3 separate regions of the Mus musculus genome follow, and all the other regions are linked to region 2. The links are chromatin loops, found by intact Hi-C in ENCODE. Cell type or tissue: heart. All regions are shown on one strand.

Region 1 (8,000 bases), 79 kb before region 2:
CCCTCAGGATGGCAAAAGGGTTCGAGCCGACTCAGGCAAGTGGTTTCAGGAGTCCCCAGGTAGGAGGTGGGAGAGATGGATCGCTATGAACCCTGGGACTGTGGCTGGACGCGGTAGGGTGGGCAAACATCAGGACCAGCGAGTGTGTCTGAGAACTGGAAGAGAGCGTTCCCGTTCCCGGAGGCGCGGCACCTCATAGACACTCGTGCAGAACGCGCGTGTGCGTGCAGTTGCGGCAGCTGACGTGGCAGCACCAGTGGAAGGTGCAGTTGCAGCGCTCCGTGACGCGCTGCGTGCGCGTGCGGTGGCCTCGGCCACAGCACAGCAGCTCACAGCCGTCCAGCGCGGGAGACGAGCTGTTGCAAGCTCGTCCAGCTGTGCCAGCTGTGCCCAGGCGGCCACTGTACGTGCAGAAGTTGGGCGATTTCTCGAAGTAGACGAGGTCGTGAGGGGAGGGAGGCTTGTGCGCGGGGTCTTCGGGCTCCAGGCGCAGCAGCTCCGCCCGCGAGGCGCGGTTGCTGCCTCGGTTGCCGTAAAGGACGCGGGAGGCGCCGTCGAAGCGGTCGCGCAGCACGTCGCCCACAGCGCGCAGCGTGGGCAGCCGCATCCAACACGTGCGCACCGTGCAGGAGCCGGACATCCCGTGGCATTTGCACTCTTGGCGCATCTCAGAGAACACGGTCTGGGGGAGGAGGGGACGAGGGGAGGAGGGAAGAAAAGGTCAAAGCCAACATCCCACGAACCACCACCCATACTTCCCCACCCCCACCCCACCCGGGTCACGTCGATGCTGTGGAAACTTCAGCCAAGGTCCAGGTGTGACTAAGCTCGGGAGAGAGGAAGTGCAAAATGGCCCGCTGAGATAGGGACATTCGGCCAGACTCTGCTCCACGCCAGCAAGTCACTTTTATCTTTCAAAAGTGTGCCATGGAGCCATCTCAATACATCCCACGTGTTGATAGCCTGCTAATCTCTTCTGTTCTGTCATCAGCTCAGGAACCTCTTTGCCCTCAACCACCACCTCTTCTCTGTCTTCCCTCCTAGAGTCCCACTCTCTCGGGAAGCCCCTTCCCTGTGCCTCTGTCCCCGTGCACCTGTCTTACATCTCCCCTGCCATTGGTTCCGGACACACCGACGTACCGTTCGCCCTGCCTCGTTGTTGTGAAGGTTCATGAGGAAGCGTAGGTCCCGCCCCTTCTCCCCGGAGTCCACGAACTCTCGGCCAAAGAGGCGACCAAAATCGATGTTGTCACTGCAGCCCCCCCAGTGCCAGTCGGGGCCCCCAGGGCCGCGCCGCCGGTAGTCGCAGGTGCAGGACTCGATGGAGCCTTCGGAGCAGGAGCGCGCCACGGAATGTGTGACCCCGGCGGAGGTGATTGCGAAGATGAACGCTGTTTCTCGGCAGCCTGTGGGTGAAGCGACCCCGCATCAGTTGAGAGAAGGCGTGGGGCCAACTCAGCACCCTGTTTGGAAGACTTGGTACCCTACAGTCCAACATCCTTGGAGTCATGTGTGCGAAGCATGGAATGCCCTCCTCTCTAAGCTTTACTGAGACTCCAGAGCCTTAGCAGAGCAGCTCCAAGGGGAGATTCCCAAGTAGAACAAATCTGCATAGCCAAGATCGCTACTAGTATTGGCAGTGCAAACTTTGCTGGGTGCGAAGCACAACCCTAGCTAGCCCTCAGAGATCAGCTTCCCAGGTACCTTTGAGGAAGGCTAGGGAAAAACAGCTGTCGCCCAGCGCCCACGATCCGGAATTCCCTTTCTGTGGGCCAGTGGCTCAGCAACGTTAAAGATCATGCTCACAACGCAAGGCTAGAAAGAATCTGGTGCTGACCTACGGTAACTGCCGGCACCAGGCGATTCTCAGTTTGATCACATATAACCCTGGGATGTCTTCCCTGCCTTCGCCCGCCTATGCCCTGGAGATGACCCTGCTTTTCCCTTAATCCCGGAAGCGTCGCTTTCCTGGGCACCCACCTCGGTTGACGATCTTGCCGAAGAGGTGGGGCCCCGGAGCAGTGGGGCAGTTCCAGCGGCGGTTTCGGAATTGCCATTTGCACTCTCGCACAGCGCTCTGGAGCCCTCCACTCACGCTGTGCAGGATCCCCGGGTTCTGTCGGATCAGTCGCCGCTGCTTGCGGCTCAGCAGCTGCAGACTGGGCTCGAGCACCAGCTGCAGACTCTTGGAATCCGTCAACAGGTTCGTGGAGGAGGCTATGTTCACGATGCCCCTGGCGGGATGCATAAGGGTTCAGTCCAGGGGAGGGGACCTGCATCCTAACCATACAGGCTGTACCACCCTATCCTTGCCTGGCCCTGAGCTCCAGAGTCTAGTGAGTGGACAGAAAAGGCATGGCTACCTTAGCTCTTCCTTTCTTCAAGTCAGCCCCCGAGGAGAAACCCCACCTGCAGCCTTGCCCACCTTGAAAAACTTAGGAATTCCACTCCCTCACCTCAAAGCTAATATCTGGTTTTTTTTTTTTTTTTTTTTTTTTTTTTGGTTCAAGACCTAAGGGACACCTGAGCACCCACCACAGCGAGGTTGGGACCTGTTGCTCAGCAGAAACGGGGTCGTATTAAATGGGAATGGTCTCTGAGCCTGGTGTATCTGGGCTTCTGCATGCCAATGATGTGCCCCCACTTCAGCAGAGCTAGTTCTAGGTGTGAGCACCCTGGATGTGAAGTCACAATGCACGAGGGGGGTCTGTAGGTTGGTGATCCCCACAGCGTGGGAGCTGGGTAAGGCCCGTGCCTGGCTCTTTGCCCCAGGACAAGTGGCGGACCCCGTACTAGCTCACTTACCACCATCGGCCACTACTGTTGGCAGCCAGGGCTGCGGGCAGAGCGGTCAGTGCCAGTAGCAACGTAGTAGAAACCCAGCTGGGCAGCAGCGCCCAGAGCCCCATGGCCTGCCTGGCCTTGCTGGTTCTGTGCTGCGGTTCTGACGACTGTGGTTGCTGTCCGCGACGGTGGGACTGGACACAGCGGTGAGGGCAGTGATGCGAGTTCCCAGGCTGGCTCTAATAAGTCTGGAGGCGGGCCGCAGGCAGCATGGTTCGCTGTCCTGGCTGCTGGGCTGAAGCAGCCACTGCGGGAGGCACCGCCTCTTATAGGCCTCTTATAGTTGCGGCGCTGACTGCAGTGAGAAGAGGCTGCCCCTCCGGGCCCGGGCGGCACTAAAAGCACCAGGGCGCACTGGTCAGGGCCACAGACAATGAGTGGCGAGCGAAGCTGTGGCTCTTGCCGGTCTGAGCAAAGAGCTGACAGGCTAACCGTCGGGGCTCACCCCCGCCCCCTGCCTGGTGGCCCCCGCCTCCAGGTCTGCACTGGCCGCCGACCCCTCCCCTTGGGATGGCCTCCCACGCGCGCCGGCCTCACTCTTCTGCGCGTCCGGAGCCCGTCGGGGACCAGCATCCGCCAGGGGGCGCGGAGACAATGCGCTGGGGACAACCTGTTTGCAGCCTGGATTGCCTCCCCCACACGCGCCGGTGGGGCTGTCCTCTCGAAGTCCGTCTCCTCTGTCCCCCCTACGCTGTGGTCTCTTCTCTTCCCTATTCTGAATGGCAGGATGAAAGTTGTGGTTCTAGCCAGCGACTCCGTGGAGACACTTCCTCACCCAGGAACCCCGACGGCTGGACAGAGAAGGAAAAGAAGGAGACAGAGCATGGGTGGAGCTGTGGTCAGGGATTCCCGGGCGTGGGGTGTAGGGGTAGGCTGAGCAAACCGAGCTGGTGGCAGTGAGAAACTCAGAAGCGCCCAGCAGTTTGCCTCTGTGGGCTAGGGGGAGTGTAAGCGTCGGTGTGTCACCCGTGAGATTAAGTCAAAGTGTACATGTGTTCTGAGGGTGCACGCTCCTGTGTATTGGTGTATCCAGAAACTTCTAACGAAGAACATTTTGAGCCCTTTCCAAATAATTGTGTAATTTGGCTCAGGACAGGGAGAGCATGAAGTCATTTTGTTACAGTCACCACTTAACGCAGTGTATCAGGAAGGAGGTGGGGCTGTGACAGGAGACGTCCAGAAGGCTGCAATTGTGTTTGCAGGTGGGTGCATGAGTGTGTGTGTGTGTGTGTGTGTGTGTGTGTGTGTGTGTTTGTGATTAACGACGTGCACTCATAGGTGTCATTCTGTCGCTCTGGGTACCTAGTGTCACCCTATGGCACCTTGAGTCAACCTGTGCTTATCATTAGATGTGCTAGTCATGAAGATGAACCGGGCTTGTTTCTCTGGCAACTAGGCTCAGAAAGGATAGGACCACCAGCCGAGTAGCTGTCAGATGGAGCTGAAGACCTGAGGGAAAGAATGCTTGTGGGAAGAAGCTGGCTCCTTTTGGTTTTGTTGTTGCTGGTTTTGTGACCGGATCTTGCTGTGTGACCCTACCTAACATAAAGGTTTAATATGTAGAACCCATGATGGTCCAGTGACTGCTGGGATTACAGGCCTATTCCGCCACCGTACCTGCCCAACTCAAGATGAACATAATTGGGGGGAATGAGAGATGGCTCAGTGGCTAAAAGCACTGACTGCTCTGCCAGAGGCCCCGGACTCTGTTCTCAGCACCCAAGTGGTGGCTTATAGCCACCTGTAACTCCAGTTCCAGGGAATCAGGTGATGTCTGAGCCCCACTGACACCAAGCACACACAGGTGCACGTATACATACATACATACATACATACATACATACATACATACATACATAAAATAAATCTCCTGAAACAGTTTTTTAAAGAAAGATTAGCAAATTTGTGCCTCCATGTGTTTCCTGATTTTAGTTGGATTTTTTTTCTCCCAGGTTTCTGCAGTGTCCCCACCCCCCACCCCCATTTTCTCCCACTCTTACCCAAGAGCCTTAACTCTTCCATTGTGGATTCTACTTTCCTCCTGATTCCAGTGATCTTCAGGGTCATGGCAGCCTTGGAGTATCAGGCTGCTGTTCCCAATGTGGGATGCAGAGGGCACTGCCAGCCTGGTTATCACGCACCACTGTCACACAGGGAAGCGCCCCCTTCCCAGGATCTTAATATTTCTCCTCTCTTCTATTTCACAGAGGAGATGCTTGGTAAGGCAGTGTCTTCAGGTCCCAGGTCCCTGCTAATAAATGAATCCATGTTAAAGCCACATTCCCAGGAACTGGGATACCGTGTTTGCCTCGCTTGCATGAAGCCCTAGTTTGGATCACCAGCACTGCAAAAGCCAGGAATTGGTGGCGCATGACTGTAACCCCAGCACTTGGGAGGCAGGAAGATCAGAAGTTCAAGGCTATTCCTCACCTCCCAGCATTCTGTAGACACTCTCAAAAACCCAAAGCAAGGCCTGTGGTGGTGCAAGCCTTCAACCCTAACACTTGGAAGGCAGAGGCAGATGGATCTCTGTGAGTTCGAGGCTAGCCTGGTCTACATTGAGAGTTGCAGGGCAGCCAGGGCTACATGGAGAATCCCTGACTAAGGGGACAAGGAAGCACTTGCTGCCAAGCCTGAGGATATGAGTCCCCGAGCGTCGCTGGATGGAAGGAGAGAAGACTGACCTCTGACCTCCACAGGCATCCAGTGTCCCATGCACACACATGCACATGCAGACAAAGTAAATAAGAAAACAAATTAAATGTAGGCTGGACGGATAGATGGTTCATTGGTTAAGGGGACTTACTGCTCTTCCAGAGGACCTGAGGTGTTTCCCAGCACCCAGGTCAGGCAGCTTATAACTGTCTGTAACTCCTGCTCCTGCTTTCTCCAAGGACGTTCCCACACAAATGTGAATACGCATATGGGCATAAACAAAAAGCTACAAAGTGAACCTTTAATTTTTTTTAATGTGTGAACAAAACAACAACAGCAAACAAAACAAAACAAAACAAAAAAAAAAAAGAAAGGCCTCCCCAAAACAAAGAAGACCCAGCAGATGAAAGAAAGTGTTTGCTGAGCTGGGCGTGGTGGCACACGCCTTTAATCCCAGCACTTGGGAGGCAGAGGCAGGCGGATTTATGAGTTCGAGGCCAGCCTGGTCTACAGAGTGAGTTCCAGGACTGCCAGGCAATACAGAGAAACCCTGTCTCGAAAAAACCAAAAACCAACCAACCAACCAACCAAACAAACAAACAAACAAGTGTTTGCTGGCAAGCCAGGTGAGCTGCGCCTCATCCCTGGGGCCCATGTGATGAAAGCAGAGACCTGATTCTAAACACTTGTCTTTTGATCTCCATGAGCTTGCACACTTGCTCACATACAATACACACACACACACACACACAGATGCACACACAGACATACACACACACATACGCACATGCACATGAGCGCACACGCATGTACACACATGCAGGCACACATACAATAAAATATAAGAAGATTGCTCCAAACATGAGACAACCCTGAGATATGTAGAAAGATCCCATCTCAAACAACAACAAAATAATAACTAATGAAAAATAGAATAAACAATCCCCAGGCCAACTCTGTGTGGGGGCACATGCTTGCCAGTCCCAGAACCTGGAAGGCTGAGGCAGGAGGATTAAAAAGCCTTGGGGACACCAGGCTTGGTGGCACCGGTCGTAAATCCAGCACTTGGGAGTTAAGAAGCAAGTGAGTCACATCTGTGAGTCTGAGGCTATCTTGGTCTACGTAACCAGTTCTAGTATAGCCAGCCTGGGATACATAGTAACCAGTTCTAGTATAGCCAGCCTGGGATACACAGTAACCAGTTCTAGTATAGCCAGCCTGGGATACACAGTAACCAGTTCTAGTATAGCCAGCCTGGGATACATAGTAACCAGTTCTAGTATAGCCAGCCTGGGATACATAGTAACCAGTTCTAGTATAGCCAGCCTGGGATACATAGTAAAATCTTATCTCAAAGCTAAACCCAAACCCAGTTGTTATTTTTTGCTTTTTTGTTTTTTGGGGGTAGAGGAGTCTTATTGGTTTGATTATTTGGTTTTCTGAGACAGAGTAGCCCTGGCTGTCCTGGAACTTGGATTGTAGACCAGACTGGCCTCAAACTCAGACATCCGCCTGCTTCTGCCTCCTGAGTGCTAGCGTGTGCCACCACCGCTAGACTTATTTTTTTAATGTGTTTTGAGTATTTTGTGTGCATGTATGCACATGTATCATGCGCATGCAGTTCACGCAGTGGCCAGAAGAGGGCTTCAGATTCCCTGAGCCACTATGTGTGTGCTGGGAATTAAACCCCCACCCCTCTGCAGGCGCTCTTAAGTGTTGAGCCATCTTTCTAGCCTGGTTGGTTTTGATTTTTGTTTGCGTATTTGTTGCTATAAGGTCTTATGTAGCTCAGGCTGGCTTCAAATTAAAGATATGGTCTTAGCTAGCCTTGAACTTCTGACCTCTCTTCCTCCAGTCCTCCAGTGGAGATTAGGGGCATGTTCCCTCCCCCAGACCTGACAGCCCCTTTGAACTCAAAGCCTATGCACACTCTTTCTGCATCGTCAGTGGCTCAGTGGCTGCCTGATATGCAGCAGAGCAGGCTGGGGTCCCTTTTCAGAGTTGACACAGAAAGAAAGTGACTTTTAGGTCTGGCCTGCCACCTTTTTGGCACCTTTTGTTTCCATCTCGTCTGCTTTTTAAGTATGATTTCTGACTAAACTCCCTGAGTCTGACTCTAAAAGAGCTTGACTCTCAGAATGGATCAGCCTTTCCCGCCAAGCTATACTCTGAGGAAGAAATGACTGATAGATTTAGTTACTGTTCCTGGGGCACTTGTGTTTAATTTAAAATGTTTAAAGATTTATTTGTTTATTTTATGTATATGTGTACTGTAGACACACCAGAAGAGGGCATCGGATCCCACTATAGATGGTTGTGAGCCACCATGTGGTTGCTGGGAATTGAACTTAGGACCCTGGAAGAGCAGTCAGTGCTCTCTCAACAGCTGAATCATCTCTCCAGCCCTTAATTTAAACATTTAATCACTTTGTGTGTGTGTGCCTGAGTGTCTGTGTGTGTGTGGAGAGAGAGAGAGAGAGAGAGAGAGAGAGAGAGAGAGA
Region 2 (8,000 bases):
GCTATCCACAGAACCGCAAAACGTAATGATGAAACTGTTGTAAGCTACTAGCTCGGGGTGGTTTATTATTATCAAGAGGTAACTGAAACACTTTCACTAGGGAAGAAAGGACGCTCAGAGAATTTCAAAACAAAAACCAGAAAGTTTGAGCACCAGCAAGGATCAACACTGCCTAGATTGGAAAATAAGCACAGCAGCGCACGCCTTTAATCCCAGCAGTCAGGGGTCAGAGGCAGGCGGATCTCTGCGAGTTTGGCTCAGCCTGGTTCACATAGTGAGCTCCGGGGCTATCAGGGCTACATAGAGAGACCCTACTTATAGTTAAAGGATCTGAATTTTTTTAAAGATTTATTTATTATTATGCTAAGTACAACACTGTAGCTGTCTTCAGATGCACCAGAAGAGAGCGTCAGATCTCATTAAGGATGGTTGTGAGCTACCATGTGGTTGCTGGGATTTGAACTCAGGACCTTTGGAAGAGCAGTCAGTGCTCTTGACCACTGAGCCATCTCTCCAGCCCAAAGGATCTGATTCTTATTTGCTGACTTTCAGAAAGTCTGGAGAAGCACCGGGTGAGGCAAGATGGTTCAGTGGGTGGAAAAGCTTGCTGTATGGTTTCAGAGACGGGTTCAATCCCACGTTACAGGTAGGAGAGAACAGACTCCACAGGTTGTTCTCTGGCCTCTGTACATGTTCTGTAGCACATGCACACCCACTCACAGACGTCATCTGCGCGCGCGCGCGCGTACACACACACATACACGCGCGCGCGCACACACACATGCACACACGTCACTCATGCGCACACACAAAGTTCAATTTTTGTGGGTTTTGTTGTTGTTGTTGTTATAAGGTAGCTGAGTGTGGTGGTTTCCCAGCACAATCATTGTTTGTTTGTTTGAGACAGGGTTTCTCTGGGTAGTCCTGGCTGTCCCTGAACTCATTCTAGCTCAGCCTGGCCTCAAACTCAGAGACCCACCTGCCTCTGCCCCCCAGTACTGGAGTTAAGGTGCTTGTACCCCAGGTGGATGATGGGAATCTAGCCTGACTCCTCTACAAGAACGACAGTCGTTCGTAACTGCTGAGGCTTCTCTACGGCCCAAGTGCACCATGTTCTAAAAACAAACAAAAAGATGGAAAAATATGTGGTAGCAATCCCTGGCCTACATAGACACATGTGTCCGTACAACGCACATGCACACACATCACACACACACACACACACACACACACACACACACACCAAGTCTAAAGCCTCCAGGGCTGAGTGTGTGACTTAGTGATAGAGGACTCATCTAGCTTGTCCAAGGCTCTGGGTTTGCTCCCCAGCACTGGAGGGTCGGGGAGGCTGGGGCTGGTGTACTGGCTAGTTTTGTGTCAACTTGACACAGCTGGAGTTATCACGGAGAAAGGAGCTTCAGTTGAGGAAATGCCTCCATGAGATCCAACTGTAAGGCATTTTTTCAATTAGTGATCAAGGGGGAAAGGCCCCTTGTGGGTGGGACCATCTCTGGGCTGGTAGTCTTGGGTTTTATAAGAGAGCAGGTTGAGCAAGCCAGGTGAGGCAAGCCAGTAAAGAACATCCCTCCATGGCCTCTGCATCAGCTCCTGCTTCCTGACCTGCTTGAGTTCCAGTCCTGACTTCCTTTGGTGATGAACAGCAGTGTGAAAGTGTAAGCCAAATAAATCCTTTCCTCCCCATCTTGCTTCTTGGTCATGCTTTTGTGCAGGAATAGAAACCCTGACTAAGACAGCTGGAAAGATGGCTCAGAGGTTGAGAACACTGACTGCTCTTCCAGAGGACCTGGGCTTGATTCCCAGTAACTGCATGGCAGCTCACAATTGTCTGTAACTCCAGTTCCAGGGAACCTGACACCCTCACACAGACACACATGCAGGCAAAACACCAATGCACATAAAATAAAAATAAATAACTTTTTAAAAAGAAAACACAAAAACCAGCAGTGTGAAGCAGCCCTGGGCCTACTGACTCCTCACCCCTGCAAGGCTTAGGCAGAAGGAAAGATGTACAGTGAATATCTGCTGTCACTGTGAAGTTTTGTTCGAGAAGAAAATATTAGGGGGCTAGAGAGATGGCTCAGTGGTTAAGAGCACTGACTGCTCTTCTGAAGGTCCTGAGTTTGAATCCCAGCAATCACATGGTGGCTCACAACCATCCATAATGAGATCTGATGCTCTTTTCTGGTATGTCTGAAGACAGTTACAGTGTACTTAGGTATAATAATAAATAAATCTTTAGGCCAGAGCGAACCAGAGTGAGCAACCTTCATTCCCAGCAAACACATGATGGCTCACATCCATCAGTAGAGCTGTAGTGTACTCATATACATAAAATAAGTAAAAGATATCTTTAGAAAAAGAAAGAGAGAAGAAAAGATTAAGAGGAGTCAGTGAACAGGTAGTCTGTAAAAGGTAGGGTTGAAACAGGGACAAACTGGGACTGATGATGGCGCATGTCTTTAATTCTGGCACTCAGGAGACAGTAGACCTCTCAAGTAGATCTCTCTAAGTTTGAGACTAGCCTGATCTACACAGCCAGTTCCAAGCCAGCAAGGGTCCTATCTCAAACAAAACAAAACACCAAAAAACAAACAAAACAAAACAAAACAAAACACCCAAAGAAAGAAAAAGAAAAACAAATAAAAGCAGCTGTAACCCCGCCTCCCCCCGCCCCCAAACTCCTTGGTGCCACCTTCAAGTTGGCCGCCTGCATGGATTGTGGCTCCACTCAGATCTTTAGTGAAGCCTGAGATAATGAAAAGGGGGGCCAAGAATTTCCTCCGGCATAAGTCCGGCCATATGTCAGGACTAAACAGAAATTCGGGGCCATCAGTAGGTTTCGGAGAAGATGCTGAGGCTCAGCACTGGTCATGAGACCGACAAGCAAAGCAAGCGTGTGCTGCCCAGGGACTCTGTAAACCTCTGGTCCCCAGCATCAAGGGGCTGGACGTGCCACCCTCACCTGACAAACCTCATCGATGTCCCCCCACAGCCCCCCAGATTCCCAAGGCTTCTCTGGGAAGGGCAGCAAGGTGGCCATCAAGGTCACCAATCCCAAAGCCAGGCTGTACAGGGAATACAGAGAATAGAAGGCCCATACACAGGCTTTATTTCTGCTTAAACCACAGGAACTTTAAAAGTGGGAGGTGGAGACACGCCGAGCCAAGGAAGCAGTTAAACCTAGGGAGGTAGAAGGAAAGAACTGATGCCACAAGGTTCTCTCTGACCTCCACGGGCATGTACCGCCCCCACACATACCATACACACAGGATTTTAAAGATTTATCATTTATACAGCATTCTGCCTGCATGTGTCTGCCGGCCAGAAGGGGGCGCCAGATCTCATTCTAGATGGTTGTGAGCCACCGTGTGGTTACCGGTAACCTCTGAGCCATCCCTCCAGCCCCCATACCCATAGGTTTTAAGAAATGGATGCATCAAAATCCCTTAAAAGATGAGAGTGATTCAGGAATTTCTTAAGAGCATATGCAGATCCGGGCTGATGGCACCTCCAATAATCCCAGTTTCTGGGAGGCAGAAATAGGAAGATTGCTAATTACAGCCATCTGGGCTACACAAGTCTGTTTCAGTCTCCTGTCTCTCTCCAAAAGAGCGTTAAGATGGCTGATTGAATGGTTTGGAAATCCAGAGTTGCTCTTACCTCTGTGAGGGAGGGCTTCCCGACCTTGTCCAGAGCCTCTGATGTTAAATCAAGGAGGCCAAACTGTTTGAATGAGGCAGTGGACTAGGCCAAAGCACCTACACAGGCAGGTGGATCTCTGTGAGTTTGAGGCCAGCCTTGGCTACATAGCAAGTTTCAGGACAGCCAGAGTTACAGAGTGAGACCCTTCAGAAAGAACAAAATATCCACACGAGAGTCCTCTCGGCTTCTGCCTGGAACTGGACAACCCTGGATAGGTCAGCTTCCTTCTCTGGAACTGAGCCTTCGGATACTGAAATAAAGGCGTGGGCCTGAGTTCAAGTTGCTGGTGATGCTGGCTGCCCCATAGGATTCAGAGCCTCTAAGGTAGGGGAGAAGAGTTACAGCTCAGAAATTCCTTTCTCATCTCAGTGACAGTGATTAGAACCAATAGGCCACGTTTGTCACAGCCTGTGCCTGGTGAAGGCTTGAAGGCTGATTAGGTAGATCCAGCTGTGTAGCTCACACCTGCCACTCCAGCAGTTGGGAAGTTGGGGTAGGAGGGTGGGGAGTTCACGGTTATCTATCCTGTTACGTGTGAGTCTGAGGCCATTATAGGAAAGCATGGCTTTGTCTCAAAAGTAATAATAATAGTAATAACAATAATAGGATACATGACTTTGTCTCAAAATAATAATTAATAATAATAGTAACAGCAGCAGCAATAACAACAATAAATAATAAATAATTCACTAGGCCCATTCTACCTAGGAAGGTCTGGAAGCCATCCCCGCCTGCTCTCTGGAGAGAGTGCATACTTTTTTTTTTTTCCCTTTTTCCTTTTCCTTTTCCTTCTTTTTTCCCTTTTCCCTTTCCCTTTTCTTTTTTCTTTCTTTCTTTCTTTCTTTCTTTCTTTCTTTCTTTCTTTTTTTTTTTGGGGGGGGGTCTTTTTGAGACAGGGTTTCTCTGTGTAGCCCTGGCTGTCCTGGAACTCACTCTGTAGACCAGGCTGGCCTTGAACTCAGAAATCCACCTGCCTCTGCCTCTCGAGTACTGGGATTAAAGGTGTGCGCCACCACGCCCGAGAGGGTGCATACCTTGATGACGCTGTCCTTACAGTCCACCACGCGTTCAAAGGTCTGGCTGAGGATCTCGATGTCTTGGTGAAGCTCTCTGGTCTTCACCTCCCTGAGGATGGTTCTCCACTGCGTGTTAATCTTATTAAGGTTTAGAGCGCTGTTGTGTTCTTCTTTGGCCAACTTGTCCTGAGGGAGGAGTAATCACATGCGTTTCAGCCAAGGCGAAAGGTCCACCTCGGTGCTATCGATACCACGCTGAAAAATACCAGTCCCCGTGTATTCTCACAAACAAAGCCCTTGGCAGCCAACACTCGGGGGCTCCTGTTTGTGGTTTCCAATGAATGGGTTCCCTTCAGGGTGAAGCATCAGAGAAGAGTTTCTAACGACCCCACTCCAGACCCAACCTCAGAATTCAAGACAGCTGAATTTGGACACCTGACAGCATCCACTGTCCTAATTCTGGGGGCTCGGTTGATACTGCCAAACTCAATTCTCCCCTCCCCCATGTTTCACAGAGAATGCCCTAGGCAAAAACCAATGTTGTCTGAAGCCCATGTATTTTGGGACCAAGGACTTCAGAGGGATAGGAAAGGATGAAAATGAGCCTGCCACAAGGACGCGACCCCAGGCAACGGTACCAGTGCATGGGCGGTGGGTTTGGGGGTTTGGGGGTTTGGGCAGGACACACTGCAGACGAGCATCACCTTCAAGAACTGGGTGAGGAGTCTCTCTTTCTTCTTGGCTGCCTCTTCGTCAGCCAGCATCTTTTGCTGAAATATAAGCAGCTGATCTTCCTCGGACAGGGGTGCCTTGGGCAACTTGGGCTTTTTTCCTTTTTTAGACATGGCTGGGCTGCGGACTGGGTCCGGGCAAGGAGCCTCTGCCTGCTGCTACGAGCCACTTGTGAGGAATTAGAAAGAAAAACTTCCCATAGACAGGGAGGGACCTTCTGGAGCTAAGGTAATGGGGCCTTAGACCTCTGTCCTCCACGCCAAGAGTGCTCAGGCGACACCCGACTCCCAGCTGGAGAACAGAAAGACGCATCTTGTCTCCTAGCAACAAGGACCTTCGCTAAGACCGCGGGGTGAGAAATAGGGAGGCAGCATTACTTCAGCGCCCCCTGCATGCCGGAGGACCGCAGTCAGTTCTTTTAAGTAGGCTTTTTTTTTTTTTTTTTTTTTTTTTAAATCAAGAACCCTAGTCTCTCTTAAAAAAATAATAAATGTCTTCAAATAGTTTTTCCATTTTACTTTTTAATTTGGTGTATGCCTGGTTTGTCCACGTGTGTGTCTGAGCACCGTGCGCATGCCTGGTGCCTGCAGAGGTCAGAAGACAGCATCGGATTTCGTAGAACAGGTCAAAACCACTTACACATACATACAAATAATGAGATGGTTCACTGGGTAAGGGAGGTACTGCCAAGCCCAATGGTCTGAGATCACAAGCACCTGGAACCCCAGTTTCAGGAGATCAAAACACGCCTTTCTGGCCTCGGTGGACGCTGCATTAACGTGCACAAACACACATACACATAAAATATTTAAAAATATTTTGTAAATTGTCTCCTTAGTGATAGAGAGATGGCTCAGAGGCAAAGAGCACTTGCCACTCTTGCAGAAGACCTGGGTTTGGTTCCTAGCACCCACATGGGCAGCTCATGACTGTTCATAACTCCAGTCCCAGGGGATCTGACTCCCTCATCTGACCTCTGTGGACATGGGGTAGACACATGGTCCACACATATACATGCAAGAGAAACGCAAATACACATAAATAAATCTTACTAAAAAATTAAGACAGTGTTTCAGTGTAGCCCTGGATGGCCAGAAACTCACTGTATAGATAGAAATCCATCTACTTCTGCCTCGCCCCACATCCCCCACCCCCAGTGCTTGGATCAAATGTAGGAGTCATCACTTCCAGCTTAAATTTGTTTCTCTCTCTCTCTCTCTCTCTCTCTCTCTCTCTCTCTCTCTAAATGTGTGAGTGCTTCATTTGCATGTATACCTGCTTGCCTGAAGAAGGCATCAGACCCCATGACAGATGGTTGTGAGTTGATGGGAATTGAACTCAAGATCTATGGAAGAGCAGCCAGTGTTCTTAACCGCTGAGCCATCTTTTCAGCTCCTTTTTTAAAAAAGATTTATTTATTTATATGTAAGTACACTGTAGCTGTCTTCAGACACTCCAGATGAGGGAGGTTGTGAGCCACCATGTGGTTGCTGGGATTTGAACTCCGGACCTTCGGAAGAGCAGTCAGGTGCTCTTACCCACTGAGCCATCTCACCAGCCCTCTTCAGCTCCTTAAAAAAAATTTTTTTTTAACCCTACTTTTCAAGGGCAAAATCTGTGGCTAACAAAAAGATGTACACCAGTGCACACTCCCTCCTAGGAATATCTGCACCTGAAGCAGCATCGAAGCCCCCAATCACACACTGTGACCTCCAGGCAGCCAGCTGTGCCCTTCTCATGCCTGCTCTTCAGTCTTCTGTCTCTCTCTTGTGTCTCTGTCTGTCTGTCTGTCTGTCTGTTTTTCTGTCTCATCAGTAAGCCAGCTTTTCCTCACTCTGACTCATCCTGGAATTCTTTTCTGTGGTAGACATAGCCAAGAGGACCTGAGTTAGAAGAAGTCCCCATAGCTTCCCCGGAGCCTCCTTAGGCTGCTCTGATCACATCACTGAGCTGTAGTCCCTGCTGGCGGTGACAGTATTATTGTGAATGTTATATGAGACATTTAGGAAAACAAAGCTACAAAGGCAAAAAAGTAGGGAACTGTTGCAACCCCAACGTCTACTAACAGGTACTTGGGTGTTTGTGACACATCCCTTTAATCCCAGCCCTCAAGAGACAGAGGCAGGTGGATTTCTGAGTTCGAGGACAGTCTGGTCTACAGAGTGAGTTTCAGGATAGCTAGAGATACACAGAGAGACCCTGTCTTGAAAAGAGTAGAGGTAGAACCCTTGGGAAGTGATGAAGTTTGGACTACCATGAAAGTGCACTCCCTGGATTGGATCAGTGTCCTTAGAAGAGAAAGAGGCTGGACTGGGAGATAGCTCAGTACTTATGAGCAAGCACTGGCTGGTCTTCTGGAGTACCCAGGATCAATTCTTGGCACCCACAGGACTGCTAACAATCATCTCACTTCTTCTTCAGGCCTCCTCAGGTCCCAGGCATGTTTGTGGTACACGGACATATATGTAGACAAAACAACAACAACTAAATTCAAGAAGAAGAAGAAGAAGACAGAGACAAGTGCTGTCT
Region 3 (8,000 bases), 94 kb before region 2:
CCTCTTCTCTGTACTGCTTAGGAACTGGTTACTCATCTCAGCTGCACCCGAATGCCACCGACACTAAAAATAGCCCGCTCCCCCCAGCTGTGGGCCAGCCTCTCTTGCACCCCAACCCCATGGAAACCAGCAGCGAGTGGCAGGCAGAGACCTTGAGTTCTGTTCTCACCACTCCCTGTCGGAGAAAGGAGTCTGGGCGAGCAGGCAGGAATAGAGAGAGCACTGGTGGTCAGGCAACCTGACAAGCAGGAAAGCAAAGGGTTAAAACTTCGGGAAGGATGAAGAAATGGGGGCTGGAGGAGAGGGCACCGTAAGCTTGGCAAGAATCAGAAGTCTCTCCCCGCCCACTCGCAGGTCCCATTAGGCTTGGGGGACCTGAGCAGTGAGTGGGAAGGGGCGTCCAATCCCAGGCCCCAGGGGGCGGCCGTGCACATGGGGGAGGAAGCAGCGCGGAGCCGTCCACGGCGGCGTGTCACATGCGCGCGCGCTCGCGCGCTAGCACACACTCACACACGCACAGACAGGCACACACGTGTGCCCGGGTATATATAGTTGCCAGTCCCTGGGCCTGCCGCTCTGCAGTGGGCGCCGGCTCCCTGGGTTGGGAGGGGGCTCACGGGGCGGGTGGGAGGGTGGGGGGCCGGGGTGGGGTGGGGCAGGATGCTGGATGGCCCGTTATTCTCCGAGGGGCCCGACAGCCCCCGGGAGCTCCAGGATGAGGAGTCCGGCAGCTGCCTCTGGGTGCAGAAGTCCAAGCTGTTGGTGATTGAAGTGAAGACTATTTCCTGTCATTATAGTCGTCGCGCTCCTTCTCGACAGTCCATGGACATCCAGGCCAGCTACTGGGCCCGTGGGCCCCAGAGCCGCACGTGAGTGAAGGAGGGGTGAGGGGCAGCAAGTGGTGGGGCGGGAAGTGGGGTCCAGACCTCCCCGCTGGCACCAGCAATTGCTGCTGTTCCCTTCTCTTTCCCGCGCCTCCCTCCCCCCACTCGTCGAGGACTGGGGCCTGAATCATTGAGCGCTGTTTAGGGGGACAGGAGTACTAGTGGCAGGCGGTGAGATGGGGGCAGTCGCTGTTAAAGTGTGCATGGAGAGATGGCGAGGAGTCTCATTTCGACTTTAGCCCTAACATATACGCACGTGCACTCGCTCAGACACTCACACGAACCCTCCCACATGGCTGCCCCAAGTGGTCTCCAGTGCTCCCAGCTCCCCGGACCTCGGCTCTCTGTCCCCGCAAACTGCTCACCTGGGTTCCTGCTCATTGTCCCAGGTGTAGGCTGCGCCCGGGATCCCCTGAGCCGCCACCCCGCCGACCCTGGGCCTCCAGGGTGCTGCAGGAGGCAACCAACTGGCGGGCGGGCCCCCCCGCCGAGGTCCGAGCCCGGGAACAAGAGAAAAGAAAGGCGGCGTCGCAGGAGCGGGAGGCCAAGGAGACCGAGAGAAAAAGGCGCAAGGCTGGCGGGGCCCGACGGAGTCCCCTAGGTCAGCCCCGCCCAGAGCCCCGGAACGCCCTTCGGGCAGCCCAACCTACAGGGTTTCCAGTTTTCTCCAGACCAGAGCGCTTCGGGCAGGTGGGGCGAGCGCCCCGACCATCCGTGCTCCCGCAGGGTGACCCAGGGGTTGCATGGGCGGGGCCATGGGGAGGCAGAAGGCCAGGGCCCCCTAGCTACGAGGCTCACCTGCTGTTGAGAGGCTCTGCAGGCACAGCCCCAAGGCGCCGCTGGGACCGGCCGCCACCCTATGTGGCTCCACCTTCTTATGAAGGTCCCCACAGGACCCTGGGGACTAAGCGAGGCCCGGAGCTCTCCCGGGCGCCCACCTCATCAGCCCCAGTTCCAGCCACCACCAGGACAGAGGGAGGGCGCACGAAGAAGAGGCTGGATCCTCGAATCTACCGGGATGTTCTAGGAGCTTGGGGTCTCAGACAGGGACGGGGACTCTTAGGAGGTGCTCCAGGCTGTACAGCAGCCAGAGCTAGGCCAGAGTCTTGCAAAGGGGCTATAGAGAAAAGCTCAGGCCTAGTTGCTGCTGGCCTGAACAGTGCTGGCGATAGTCATTCCCAAGGCAAAACGACTGGCGGTCCAGGCACGGACGCAGCTCTCTCTAGGTCCGCGATCAGCAGCCCACCTCGTCCTGTTCCCAGGTCCAGGCAGCACCTCAGGGGGTCAAGGAAAGGGAAAGAAGGAAGTGAGCAGATATGGCTTCCCACGTGTTGGCTTGCCTCCCCTAAAAAGCCTCCAGTTAGGCACAGCCAGACGCTCCCTAGACCCTGGGCTCCTGGAGGCACCGGGTGGAAAGAGTCCCTGGGTCAAAGAGAGGGGGCAGAACATGAGACCCTGGAAGTTTGGAAGGTGACCCGCCGTGCCCACACCCTGCCCCGCATTTCCCGAGGTCCCGCTGGTAGAGAAGGCATCTTTGTCATTGACGCCACATGCGTGGTGATAAAGTCCCAGTACGTTCCGACCCCTCGAACCCAGCAGGGTCAGCTCGTGCCCTCTGGGGAGTCGTGCAGTGTGAGCGACAGCCTTAGTCAACCCAAGCCCTGTCACGAGGAGGAGGGCGAGGGGGCCGCTGCCAACCCTTCAGTTTGCCAAAAGCGACTGTTGAGCAGTCGAGTCTTAAACCAACCGAGCGAGGGTCGCGAGTGCGAGGCCGAGGTCGGACAGCAGGGGGATTCTTCATTGGAGGAGCGCTCCTCCAGCGGTTTGGGGTTCCCTGTCGGAGAAGTGAACCCGCGAGACGCCCCCACGCAGCCAGGTAGCCAAGAGCACCCGACCTTAGGCCCAGCGGCTCCGGTATGCGCCGGCAGCTTGAAGGGCTCAGAAGCGGCTGGTGTCCCGCGGCGCGCGGGCGGGGGCTGGGCGCGGACTCCAGGGCCCTACGCCGGGGCGTTGCGAGAAGCCGTGTCCCGCATCCGCCGCCACACCGCCCCAGATTCGGACTCAGACGAAGCGGAGGATCTCAGCGTCCATAGCGGCTCCTCTGATGGAAGCGACACAGACGCCCCAGGCGCCTCCTGGCGGAATGAGAGGACCCTGCCTGCGCTTGGGAACACCCGGCCCAGGGAAGGCGGGAAGACAGCAGGGCTGAGCGACAGTATCCGGGAGATTGTGGATGTCATCAGTCAAACCGAGGAAGGCTTCATCCGAGAGGACACCAGGAAAACGCCACAGGGAAATAGAGAGAGGGAGTGAGCGATGCCCCTCTTTGTTCTCGTGTCGCTCAGCCCATCCACCCTGGGCTCACCTGCTCCTTCTCTCTCTCCAGGCTTCGTTTGCTTCCTTTTCTTCTTTCCCACCTATACCTGTTCCCACACTTGAAACAGAGGAGAGAGGAGGAACCAGGGAAGGTAGCGTCTGCCAACTCAAGGGTTAGTTTCAGGGAAAGTGTGGGTGGGCCATCCACACCTGCTACATTCGGTGTGGAACTGTTCCGACAGAGAAAGAGAAGGGGCAGGGATGGTGCCTGCGATGGGCAGGGCAGGGTCCCTGACAGGAGAGAAAAAGTAATGGAGAGGCCTTGAACCTAGTGACTGAGTGGAGGAGACAGAGGAACTTTGGGCAGAGAAGAAATGAATGCATACACACAACCAGCAACCTGGCGAGAGGGCTCTCTTTGATGTTACAACTCAAGTTTCAATTCCAACTCTGCCACTGACCTAGCTGGTGGACCTCAGAGTAACTATTTTTGCGCCCGGGCATCCCGGACTTCTGTAAATGTAAAATGAGCGCTTTCTGCCTCCCATTCTTTTGTCCCTAGGATTTTGTGAATAAGCGAGTAGAGAGAATCTGAGGGTTCTTACCCACTTCGGTCATCCTCAGTTCGGAAGACTGTCAAGGTCTTCAGATTTAAACGGACAAAGGGCTTCTATTCCAATTTTCCCAGTTTAGGTGAGTGCTCCCACAGCCGAGCAGGATCATGGCCCTCTCACTGCCTCTAGCCTGCTGTGGCCCAAGCTGGAGAGGGAAGGTAGCCAATGAATCAGCTTGGGACACTTTTAGGCCTTCCCCTTCTCCTCCATCTCCGTGTCCTTAGTGACGCTCTGAAGTGTTACCGGGATTTTCCACGCAGACGGTATCGCCCACCGGATAGGACCTTGACAATTTCTGTGTCTCTCCAAGGAAAACAGCCAGGCAAGGAGGAAGGTGGATTTTTCAGCAGACGGTGCGGGGTGTGATACTCGCTGTAGCCACTACGGGGCGCGCGCAGGTCGCGGATTCCCCCGGTTGCTGGTGCTCGAGTGCCCCTACACCAGCACTGCCAGTTATCTGGATCCCTAGTTACCGGCGCCGGTTTCCTGCCTTGACACCTCCAAACCGCGCGCGGGGCCGGGAGCAGGCCTCCGGCCTCCCAGACTTCTGGGGCGCGCCGAGCCCTTCTTTGTATTAATCCACGCCAACCGGTTTGAGACTGACATTTAAGCCTTTCTTCTTCTTCTTCTTCTTTTTTCTTTTTCTTTTCTTTCTTTCCAACCCTGGGCACTTCCTCTGTGTCTGCCATTTATTAGCCATGTGACCTTGGCCAAATCACTTCACCTCCCTGAGCCTCAGTTTCCTCATCTGTCAAATGGGGGTTTATAAACACCTACCTCGCAGGGTTGTTGTGAGGATTTAATGAGGTAATGTATATAAGGCGTCTTGCACAGTGCCTGGCACATAGCAGGCGCCCAATAAATCTACTCGCCCCTTTATGCAGCTCTGGAGTCTCTCTTTCTCTGACCTATCCCCCACTGTGTCCCTCCCTCAGTCCTTCTTGACTTCTTCCCGCTCATTGTGAGGGGGAGGAGGACTCCTCTCTGGTGGAAACTTCTAGTCCACCCTGTTCCCTGGCTGGGACTCTCCCTTCCTTGCCCCCCGCCGCACCCCTGCCGGCTCTTCCCTCTGCCCTGGTGCACTCCCCCCCACCCCTCATTCCGGGCAAGGGCTGAGTCAGTCTAGGTAAATTTAGCCATCGGCTGGGCAGGAGCGGGGGCTTCGCCCAGACTCAGTCACCAGGTCTGGTGACCCATCCCTCTGTCCCTACTCCCGTTAACCCTAACTCCCGCAACTCCTTAGACCGCTCTCAAACCACTCAGGCTTTTAGCCTCCAATTAGCTTGACATCACACCCAGAGAGACCCAAAGGCAGGACGCAGAGGGGGCAGGGCTCCCAGACCACAGCCACAGCTGGCTTCTATTCAGCAGATAAGGGTCTCCTACTCGGGTTTCCCAACTCTAGGGGCGTTCACTGGTCGGAGCTCAGCAGGAATATTCATTCACCTGCGATCCTGTCTGAAACCTACACATTTCCTGTTGCTCTTGGTGGATGAGGCCAAGGAAGCCGGGTCACCCTGGGCAAAGATCAAAGATACCAAAGGTCTTACCACGTCCAATGCAGTCCTTTCTGCTGCCAAGCGAAACCTAGCATTTACTGAACACTTCCTAGGAACTAGACTCTGGGCTGGGCTCAAGGGCAGAAATGGCAAGGCCTGTCTGACAGTGAGGACGGTTGTGTTAAGTTCTAGGAAGAGTCAATCAAGGGAGATCCTAGTTTTAGAAAATCCAGGGAGAGTTCACAGAGGAGGTGACTTGTAGATAAAAATTAGGGAAAGAAGCCCGGTTGGTGGCACTCTCCATTGGTGGCACTCTCCATCATTAATCTCAGCACTCAGAAGGCAGAGGCTGGTGGGTCTCTGGGTGTTCAAGGCCAGCCTGGTCTACATAATGAGCTGCATGCCATCCAGGCAAAATAAAACATATATATATATATATATAGATAGATAGATAGATAGATAGATAGAGAGAGAGAGAGAGAGAGAAGGAAGCCAGGCATGGCGCACTTTCTTGAAAACTGGAGTCAGGAGAATGGTCATGAGTTTGAGCCCAGCCTGGTTTACACAGCAACTTCCAGCCTATCCCAGTTCAGCCCAGCAAGATTCTGTCTCCAAAAAAAAAAAAGAAGTCCCTTTGGAACCGGGTTGTGGTGGTGGCTCAATGGTAGTATGCATGTGTGGCTAGAATGTACACAGTCCTGAGTTTGGTCCCCAGCATTGAAAAAGGCATATCCTAGGTTAGGTAACAACCACCCATTTTGTGTGGGGGAACATTTGGGTATTTAGGGTGTCAGGGCAACACGTGCCTTCTTCCAGAGCTTGCCAAGGATAGAGTCGGAGCCAGCTGCCAAAGTTCTGGGAGAGAAGGAGAGGAGTGTCTGCAGGTTTCAGGGCCAGACCCTGGTAAGTAGTATCTTAGGCCCCATGGGGCCCTGTGGGTGGCAGGTTAGCGACTCCCTGCTGTGAAAATGACTTCTAAATCTAGCTGTGTCTGCCAGCTACCCAGCCTTCTGAAGGAGGGCACAACCACCCCCACCCTGGAACTGCCCCCTTGATCAGGAGAAAAGACAGCAGGTCCTGGAGGGCTACTCTTTTGGGGGCAACACATCTTAGGTTAGCAGGGGACCCCATGACTCTCCCCACAGCTAAGTTCTTCCTGGGAACATTTTCTGCCCCTGAGTTCTGTTGTGCTTGATAAGGCATTAAGGGAGCCAGGAACCCTGCCCTTTTTAGACTTGGGAGAGCTCTGAGGTGTCCTGGGTCCCCCTACAAATGGGTGGGGAACCCAAGAGCTATAACTGGGACATCAAAGAGATCAGTGAGCACAGTGGTGGCACAGCCTTTAATCCCAGCACTTGGGAGGCAGAGGCAGGCAGATTTCTGAGTTCGAGGCCAGCGTGGTCTACAAAGTGAGTTCCAGGACAGCCAGAGCTATACAGAGAAACCTGTCTCAGAAAAACCAAAAAACAACAAAACAAAACAGAGATCAGTAATGTGGATGTGTTTGCAAGAGAGGAGAGCCGCTCAATGCAGGGTCCTGGGATGTGTGCACAGAGTGTTCGTTGAGGACAGGGTAGTATTCTCTCAGTAATTACTCAGTTGTCCACTTGCCCACTAACCATGTGTTCCAGGGACATCGAGGAGACTCGGGCACACCTTCTACCTTTGGGGAGATCACTTTTACACTAAATTTGGAGCAGCTGAGAGGAGATTAGCGCAGTGCCTCTGCAAGGCCAACATTCAAATTTGTGAACTCTTCCATATTTTATGGAAAGAAGTGGGAGGAGGACACCTCCTTGACTTGGACTCATAGGGAATGGGATATAGCCACAAATGCCTCTGGGAGACAAGTCTTCAAGGGTGCACATAGAGAGAAAAATTTAAACTAGGGGTGTTCCTGCCTCTTCATGGCATGCCATGGGGGTAGGCTCCCTTCTTTGAATCTCCTTGTATTAACTAGGATATACAAGTCATCTGTGGATAAATGCTCCATCAGTCCATCCATCCACCCACCCATCAATCCACCCAATTAACCATCCAATCATCCATCCATCCATCCATCCACCCACCCATCAATCCACCCAATTATCCATCCAATCATCACCCATCCACCCATCCAGTCATCCTTCCATCCATCCACCCATCCACCCACTCACCTATCTATCCTTCCTATGCATGCATCTATCCATGCATCCTACCTATGCACTTACTGATCTATCCACATCTCATCTATCATCCATTCAAGTGCCTCTCCATATCCATCTATCCATGCGTCTGCTTCTTCATCCATGAATCCACTTATTCATCATTTGATGAGGGCATATAATGTCCCTATCTGGTGCTAGCAAGGATGGCAAAATGAGAGACACCTAACCTGTGTCCTCATGCAGGTGCAAGCCTGGTCTACTGCATACACGGATGGCCAGCAAAGCATTTCAAGAGTTCGGGCAGGCAAGGTCACTCTGCCAAGGGAAAGCTGAAGAAGGGATGTTTGAGGTAGTTCTCACAAAGATGATGAGGAAACAGATGCGTCCAGAATGTGAGAAGACATGAGTTCCACAGGGAACAAGGCCCTGGGAAGAAAGAGGCCTTGGTCACGAAGAGGTTACTGAAGGCAAGCATAAAGCAAGCATCTGACCTTCACATGGGGCAGACGCATACACCTGTAGTCCCGGCTACATGGCGGG

The links. Peaks named below come from ENCODE experiments on the same cell type or tissue, not always from the same donor. Only the 100,000 strongest peaks of a DNase experiment are listed, where the experiment ranks them.
Region 1: it touches region 2 in a loop (2.1-fold over the local background); 12 of 42 quality-filtered maps call a loop at or near these places.
Region 3: a loop joins it to region 2, with 2.8 times the contacts of the local background. A loop is called at or near these places in 8 of 42 quality-filtered maps.

What each region holds. Positions count from the first base shown.
Region 1 is chr15:98,785,098-98,793,097 of GRCm38, reverse strand. It overlaps Wnt1 (wingless-type MMTV integration site family, member 1), which reads right to left and starts at 3,241. Exons shown (of 4, transcript NM_021279.4): 1 at 2,806-3,241; 2 at 1,981-2,234; 3 at 1,141-1,406; 4 at 1-682. The coding sequence starts at 2,909. The coding sequence ends at 194. In heart, CTCF peaks have their summits at 3,207, 3,415 (motif pointing right), 4,957 and 7,133 (motif pointing right); DNase peaks (open chromatin) are centred at 1,210 and 3,409; H3K4me3 peaks cover 3,390 bases; H3K27me3 peaks cover 7,023 bases.
Region 2 is chr15:98,705,980-98,713,979 of GRCm38, reverse strand. Ccdc65 (coiled-coil domain containing 65) reads right to left here and starts at 5,786. Exons shown (of 8, transcript NM_153518.2): 1 at 5,444-5,786; 2 at 4,758-4,925. The coding sequence starts at 5,584. In heart, CTCF peaks have their summits at 3,343 (motif pointing right) and 5,850; a DNase peak (open chromatin) is centred at 5,799; H3K4me3 peaks cover 649 bases; H3K27me3 peaks cover 2,223 bases.
Region 3 is chr15:98,800,474-98,808,473 of GRCm38, reverse strand. Ddn (dendrin) reads left to right here and starts at 549. Exons shown (of 2, transcript NM_001013741.1): 1 at 549-869; 2 at 1,274-4,692. The coding sequence starts at 661. The coding sequence ends at 3,197. It overlaps B130046B21Rik (a long non-coding RNA gene), which reads right to left and starts at 2,159. Exons shown (of 3, transcript XR_003951472.1): 1 at 1,250-2,159; 2 at 152-238. In heart, CTCF peaks have their summits at 3,026 and 4,190; DNase peaks (open chromatin) are centred at 483, 883, 3,013, 4,193 and 1 weaker place; H3K4me3 peaks cover 4,787 bases; H3K27ac peaks cover 2,068 bases; H3K27me3 peaks cover 7,946 bases.